Regions from separate parts of the Homo sapiens genome. Here all the other regions are linked to region 3. A link is an interaction called in ENCODE POLR2A ChIA-PET data of the cell type or tissue named here. Cell type or tissue: GM12878. All regions are shown on one strand.

Region 1 (2,500 bases), 210 kb after region 3:
TGCAAAGAAATGAGGCCTTTAAGGAATGCATTCTGGTAGGAGTGGTAGTAACCCATTAAAACCAACAGATAAATTCTCTGGTTCTATTACAGCCTGTATAAAAATCTCTATCAAGACCATCAAATCTCCTTTGTTCTGAATGTATGCTCTCCAAAGAATATCTAAGTTGCAAATGTTGTTCTCTAGATACCCTAACATCAGAAAGGGCACTAACAAGTATTCCATACCCTGAAAAAGCAATAATCTAACCATAAATGAATACACTGAGGTTCTAATTTTTTAAATCAGTTTCTTAGAAGTGTGGCATGTGTGTCAGACCCCTACAGCCTCATCTCTTCCAGGAAACTGACAAATCAAGTGCCAGAACACCCAAAATAAGAACGAGATCCTGAAAACATGGGACCCACTAAGGTATAATTACCTGTGATGTTTTATGACTAGTCATTCATTTCACACACACACACATACACACACACCTTCTCATATAAACCATTACATGGCCTACAGTACTGTACAGAAGACTTTGCTGAAATACAAGTGACTATCTACCCTGTTCCATAAAACAGAAATACTGTATACCTTCAAGGTCCAAACACAGAGAAAAAGAGAAGGAGAAATGAGGACAGTGTCCGAGAAGAGAGAAATTCGGTTTTCTAAGTTCAGAAGATTAATTTTTACTCCTTCAGAAGATTTTGAAAAGCCGATCTCTACATCGATGTTTCTATTGTATTAGGCATTATTCTATTTAAATAAAACATAAAAGATTCCACATTTAGAACACTGGTAAATCTGATATTAACCAGAAATCCCTTCTACCTGAATTACACAATTTCTCAACTAAGCCTCCATTGCTTGCTACCCAGTCACAATTAAGGATGGGAATGAGAACACAGATAATATTTATTTTCCTAATTAAAAAAAAAGTCAAATGTACATCTTCAGAACTTCATTAAAATTACTTTCAAATTACTATTCCTGAGGTTTTATTTTAGGTACAAAATATTAATGTCAGAAAAATAGAAAAATTATTAATACATTGCAATGAAAAGGAAATAAATAACTTCTCCAAAGGAATGAAACTTACTTTGCTGATATTTTAATATACTGATATAGCACATGTTTTAAAAACATTAACTTAAGTATAGTAATGTCCAATAGATATTAAATCAGGGTACAATACTGGAATAGACTCATAATATATCTGATCCAATTTTTTACTTAGTCTCAGTTTCTTTTTATTTTTGGTTCCAGCATTTAAGTATTACATATTTGTACTCACTGCCCTTTCAAATGTATCAAAATTCAACAGACAAACCAAAAACAGAGCTTTGGCAAAGGCAGTATTGCTTAAAACCAACAAAGAACTCGTTTTACAATTCTGACCATATCTAGAACAAACAGGAATAACACAAATATCCTTTAGAATTCTTTTTAATATTTTTCCAGTTTTACTGAGGTATGATTGAACCAATATGCTTTGTAATTCTTATCAACAAATAACCACATTTAAGACATAGAAAAGCTATCACAAAAATGACTGATCTTTCCCTATCACTTCTTTCCTAATTTATCTCAGAAGCTAATTTTTTAAAATACTATTTATATTCACACAGACCTAAAATCATTCACCTTTCATAATAACCCACACTCCTTGTAAATTACCAGATTTAAATATGAAGCTACTTTCAAAAAACTGAATGGCATGGGAATTGGGTGGTGGGTGGCTTATAGACATTATTTGGATCCTGACACAAATAAACTACCTATAAAAGATGTTTGTGAGACAACTGGAGAATGTGAATATGAACTGGATAACTAAATAAAAATTTTTTGCTATTTTGGATATATAATATTATATAATTGGTTATATTAGGTCCTTATTTTTTAAGACATATAATATATATATACACACACACAAATACATATATTTAGAGGTGACATGACAACATCAGAATTTGAAATATTACCAGGAGACAAAAAGCAGTTATGGCAAAATGTTGATAATGTTTAAACTCAAGGAGGAATCATTATATTTTCATGTGTGTTTAAAATTTTTCATAGAAAGAAAGAATTAAAGGAGGAACAAAAGAAGAAATAAACCAGGGTTACCTTTTCCCAGTCAATTCAATTTGGCCCTTCTTATTGAAGATGAATTTAGAATCATTATATCCCCATCCATTCCATTTCATAACTTCTTGCCTAGTGAGAAGAAAATATATATAAGTGAGACCAATGCTAAACATCTTAAAACTGTACAGTATATCATTGATTATTAACTCACAATCATCTAAAATACCTTATGCCCACAAATATTGTATAAGGTTAAATAAAATTAGCACACATTAAAATGTCCATATACTAATATTTCTGAATATAGAATCACTCTGATGAGCAGCACCTGCTTCACAGAGGGCTACAACCAATAAATTTAATGCATTCAAAGGAAGAAATAAAAAGTTGCAAAAAGGAAGAAGATATGCTTAAAATATAAATGTCTCAT
Region 2 (2,500 bases), 140 kb after region 3:
GGAGCTTCAAAAAACATGAACTAGAAGAAAGTACTGTTTTCCCCCTGGTAAATTAAAAATGTAACAAAAAGAATCCCACATGGAATAACAAGGATGCAAGGAAAAGAAGGCACACATGTATTATAAGATGGCTTAACACTCTAGGAAAAAAATTCAACAATCAAAGGTTAAAAAAAATCCACACTCTTATTTCACTTTATGGATACCTTCCATAAAGGAAAAAATTTAAACTATAGAAAATGTTATGAAAACAAAACTGTTCAAATGCAGTGTTATTTTTAGAAGCTTCAAAACTGGAAAAGAAATAAAATTTTCTGAAATTGACTGCCTGATTTACTTAATATTTATTCCAACATGAAAAACTGTAATTCTGAAATGTACATAGCAACATGGAAAAACACCCTTACAATAGGTGCATGTGGGAAGAAAGCAGAAAACAGATATCTTAAGCATTTACAATTTTAGCATTTTATAAAAATTCTTACCTTTGTAATATAAAACTTTTTTAATCCGTCCAAAAATGATGTAAAAATAGAGGAAACCTGAGGTTTAAGAGCATGACCTAAGAAGAGAAAAAAGTTTATATTAATAGGTTAGTCTATGTTTTTCAGAAGATCAAGAAGCTACTCCAACTTAGAATCCTAAAAGAAAGTAAAAGTTTTCACAACTTTAATTTTTAAAATCTTCCCGTGTTATTTACATAAATATTTATATTACGATATATAGTTATATTAATATTTGCTACTTTTATCTTCTTTCAAATGTCACAAACAACTTTTTATTTACAAAACCCATTATCAATTTGATTTTTTAAGTCAAATCACTATATGTAATTAATACTACACATAGTTTAGGTTTTCTTTCAACGGTATGGTTTACACATAATAAAATTACTTCATTAATTTTTATTTCATTAAGAACACCCATGGTGGCTGGTTTTACTTTTTTTTTTAATTATATAGAAACTATTCAGAACTATCCAAATATGGAGTTAATGCCAAGTTTAAGGTTGTTTCTTAATTAATTGTTAATTCATCCAGAATTCTTGGCATAAAACTAGCAATTGCTTCCTTAATCACACCCGGAGAGTTAAAATTGCCAAAATAACATAAATGGAGTCTCAAAGTCTGTTAAATTAACATCTTTGCCTGCAGATTAAGCTTAATTGAGTGAAAACCTTTTACTGTTTTCTCACTTTTCAGAAAGTAGTAACGACTCAACTCCTATGATTGCTACATTTAAGAGTCATGCATCTGGCCTCAGTGTTAGCAGCCCAATTCAGAAAAAGGTGTCATACCATTTATACAAAATTTTTATAAAGAATTTCAGTCTTAAGTAAGTCAAAATTATCTCCAAATAAAAAGTTTTCTTTTTTAAAAAAGCCTTTAAGGTTTGGGGATTTTGTTTGTTTTTAAAGTGTAGGCCCTTCCTTTCCTTCTTTTAAAATAGGTGCAAAGAGCAAACTAGCTGTTTCTAAAACTATCACTGGTAGTTTTTTTCTATCCATTTTTTATAAGAATCTCAATCTGTAATACTACTTACTACATTTTTGCTGATTATAATAGGAAACTGTGTTACATAAAAGACCAAGTAATAGAAGTCTTAACCAGAGGCTAAGAATTAGATATCTATGCTATACCTGAGGCATTAAAAAACAACAACAAAGAAACAAACTGAACTGCAGGTTAGATAGAGATCAACCTAGCAATCTTTTTGAGCTCCTGGATCACAAGTAAGAGATACGCTTGGGGATTTTTTTCTTTTATTTTAAACTATCAGAGATGCTTCCTAGTATAACTAGCGCTTTAAGAGACAATTTCTAATATCTATAAAGATAGAAATAACGTATCATCAAAACATTCATTTCTGGTCCCAAATGGAACTCATCCTATATTAACAACAATTAGAAATACATATATAAACATTTATATATTGAATGTGCATGTTGTGTTCTTGGCAGAAGTTGAAATTATCTATTCTTTATACAAAAGATTCACTTATCTTTATACAATGCATGCGGACTCCATATGATACTACTCTGATATGAAATAATCCTTAAGGGTAAATGTTCACTTAACTCATCGAGATTTATATGCACAATTTCCATTAATGCTAGTAGAATTACTCACATACATCTGTGATACTAAGGTGACATGATAGCTTTGAAGAATAAATTATTGTAAAAGTGATACTGACTTTTAGGTGGGTCAAGCATTAGTATCAACTAGATAATATTATCTTTTACTTTTTCTTAAATATGTTGCCTAACAATATAATTACATTTTAAATATATTCTAGCTATTGTGGGTTTGTTTTTTTTTTTTTTTTTTTTTGAGACAGAGTCTCACTGTGTCACCCAGGCTGGAGAGTAGTGGTGTGATCTCGGCTCACAGCAACCTCTGCCTCCCCGGTTCAAGCAATTCTCCTGCCTCAGCCTCCCGAGTAGCTGGGACTACAGGTGCTCGCCAACATGCCCAGCTAATTTTTGTATTTTTTTTTT
Region 3 (2,500 bases):
AGTTTGCTAATGACAGTAAGAGTCCATGAAACACACTGAAAACACCTGTAACTGGTCAAAAATGATTGATATGCTGTAAGAGATTTCAGTAGATTCAAGTACCATTTGGGGAGTTTCTTTCAGAGAGGGAGTAAAATCAAAACCTTCTGGACAACATGATTATGATGCTTCAGTGATACCAAGTGTACTGTGTAGAAATTAGCATCTGGAGTATACAGAGAAGAGAGGGATCAAATTCTAGATTTGTGTATCCTTCTTAGCTCTACCCACCCTCACACTATCTTTCCAAGGCCTTAATCTAAACAGTAGCTATGGTTTCTGTTCCCTCTCTTTTGTTAGTATGGCTATTATAAAAATCCTGCTATATATCTTAAGTAAAATTATATTTGTTGATTCAGTAATATCTACCAAAACGCAAATACACATTCCCTTTCACCCAGCAATACCCATTCTAGAATTTGACTCTCTGATAAACTTCACACCTATGGAGAGGCTATGTACAGGGATATCCATTACAGCATTATTTGTAATGGCCAAATATAAACAATGTTTGGGTTCCATCAAAAAGGAACTGGTTAAACAAATTTTGACAGCAGTGGAATACTAGATAGCCATAAAAAATGAGGAAATCTAATTTTGTAGTGATATGAGTTTTTCCCAAGATATATTAAGAATAAAAGGCAAAGTGCAGATCCCTCTGTATGGTGTACTACCATTTGTAAAAAGGGGCAAATATATTTATGTTCTTACACATTCAGAAAATTTTTCTTGATTATCTACTCAAGACACTGAAAACATCTGTTGCCTCTAGGGGAGGAAACTGAGTGTCTGGGAAATAGTAGAACGGAGATTTTATATTGCACCTTTGTACCGTTTTGTATCCATGGAACTATGTGAATGTGTTCCTTATTCAAAACATAAATAAAATACGGAATAAACTGTATATGCTGGTCACAAGAGAACTCAACAGTGGAGTGTGAATGAAATCAGGAAATAAGTGGGGTCCCTTGGCCACCTAGATGACCAGATGCCCAGGCTGTGTCCCATAGTGGGGCAAGTATCCGAGGTCCTGTCTGCGATGGGCCAGGAGGGAACTGGAAGGAACATGGGGCCCCAGTGATGTCAAAAAGGTTGCCCCAAGGGAGAAGCACTGCATCCCAAATAGGGTTTTTAGGTCAGCATCAACTCTAACCTACACTTGAAACAAAACCTGAGTTATCAGTCCTACACTACTAAAGAAAATTCTGGTTTAAAGAAAGAGCACCCTAAGGATTAGAACCATTAGGTAGAAGTTACAGGGGTATAGATTTCAGTCCAACATAAAGGAACAACATTTTAAAAACAGAACAATCAAAAACTAAATGGACTCCCCTGGGAGGTTGTGCACGCACTGCCTCTGAAAGGGTTTCAACGGTAGCTGTGTGGTCACGCAGCAGGGATGCCACAGAGGAGAGTCAGGTGTCTTGAGGCTGATGCAGCCGCATACATAACCTTTAGAGTTCCTCCGTGTGTATATGGAGAGTGATCAGATGGGTGCTAAGTTTCCCCCCTTCTCTTTCACTGAGGAGCAAGTCAAACTAGACAATAGCATTCTCACAGAACCCATCCCGTATCACTTGATAAGAAACTTTTAAATACTAGAAGCAATTCTCTTGCTGATGACTCACTACACATAATCACCATAAGCCTTGGAATTTAGGTTCGTGGATAAACCCTTGCTTTACTAGTATTTTAATAGTTCCATATTCTCTCAGCTAACTGCATTTCTGTAACAAATTAAGAGTGTAAGAATAAGTCGGCCGGGCGCGGTGGCTCACGCCTGTAATCCCAGCACTTTGGGAGGCGGAGGCGGGGGGATCACGAGGTCAGGAGACGGAGACCACCCTGGCTAACACGGTGAAACCCCGTCCCTACTAAAAATACAAAAAAATTAGCCAGGCGTGGTGGCGGGCGCCTGTAGTCCGAGCTGCTCGGGAAGCTGAGCAAGAGAATCGCTTGAACCAGGGAGGCGGAGCTTGGAGTGAGCCGAGATCGCCCCACTGCACTCCAGCCTGGGCGTCAGAGCGAGACTCCTTCTCACAAAAAAAAAAAAAAGAGAGAGAGAAAAAGTAAGTTTTCAAGATAGGAGTTTTGTTACCTTTGCCTAGAACCAGCACCTGGCCACAGGAAAACGATATTCTAGTATGGCAATTCTGTGTTTCAGGAGAATATAAAACAAAGAGAAAGGAATTCTGAGAAATATGTATTCCTCCTCCCTCCCCAATTTCTTTATTCCATACAAAGGAAGCAAGAAGGAGAACAAAGAGCAAGGATAAAGGGAAGAAAGCTGTTTGGGGCTATGCCAAATAAACTTAAATGGCTTAAGGAATAAATTGGTGGAATGATTCGAATCATGGGCAGGTGCTATGAATGTAATTTAGTAAATGCTTGGGTACCTGCCAGGGAAGAAAAAAATGTGTTGCTTTTAAGATCATTTCCCAGCAGCTTCATAAAAGAAAAC

The links. Peaks named below come from ENCODE experiments on the same cell type or tissue, not always from the same donor. Only the 100,000 strongest peaks of a DNase experiment are listed, where the experiment ranks them.
Region 1: POLR2A ChIA-PET joins it to region 3 with 9 read pairs; 2 of 35 experiments call an interaction of 5 or more read pairs at or near these places.
Region 2: POLR2A ChIA-PET joins it to region 3 with 8 read pairs; 2 of 35 experiments call an interaction of 5 or more read pairs at or near these places.

The regions. Positions count from the first base shown.
Region 1 is chr2:177,419,968-177,422,467 of GRCh38, reverse strand. It overlaps AGPS (alkylglycerone phosphate synthase), which reads right to left. Exons shown (of 20, transcript NM_003659.4): 2 at 2,110-2,199. Among named protein-coding and RNA genes, the nearest start is that of AGPS, 28 kb to the right of the region's middle. In GM12878, no CTCF peak of the experiment used is centred here; no DNase peak of the experiment used is centred here.
Region 2 is chr2:177,495,751-177,498,250 of GRCh38, reverse strand. It overlaps AGPS (alkylglycerone phosphate synthase), which reads right to left. Exons shown (of 20, transcript NM_003659.4): 13 at 486-562. Among named protein-coding and RNA genes, the nearest start is that of IFT70B, 56 kb to the left of the region's middle. In GM12878, no CTCF peak of the experiment used is centred here; no DNase peak of the experiment used is centred here.
Region 3 is chr2:177,633,985-177,636,484 of GRCh38, reverse strand. The region is part of intron 19 of PDE11A (phosphodiesterase 11A); the gene reads left to right. Among named protein-coding and RNA genes, the nearest start is that of IFT70A, 16 kb to the right of the region's middle. RefSeq lists an enhancer at 1,257-1,336. In GM12878, no CTCF peak of the experiment used is centred here; a DNase peak (open chromatin) is centred at 1,483; H3K4me3 peaks cover 1,111 bases; H3K27ac peaks cover 1,474 bases.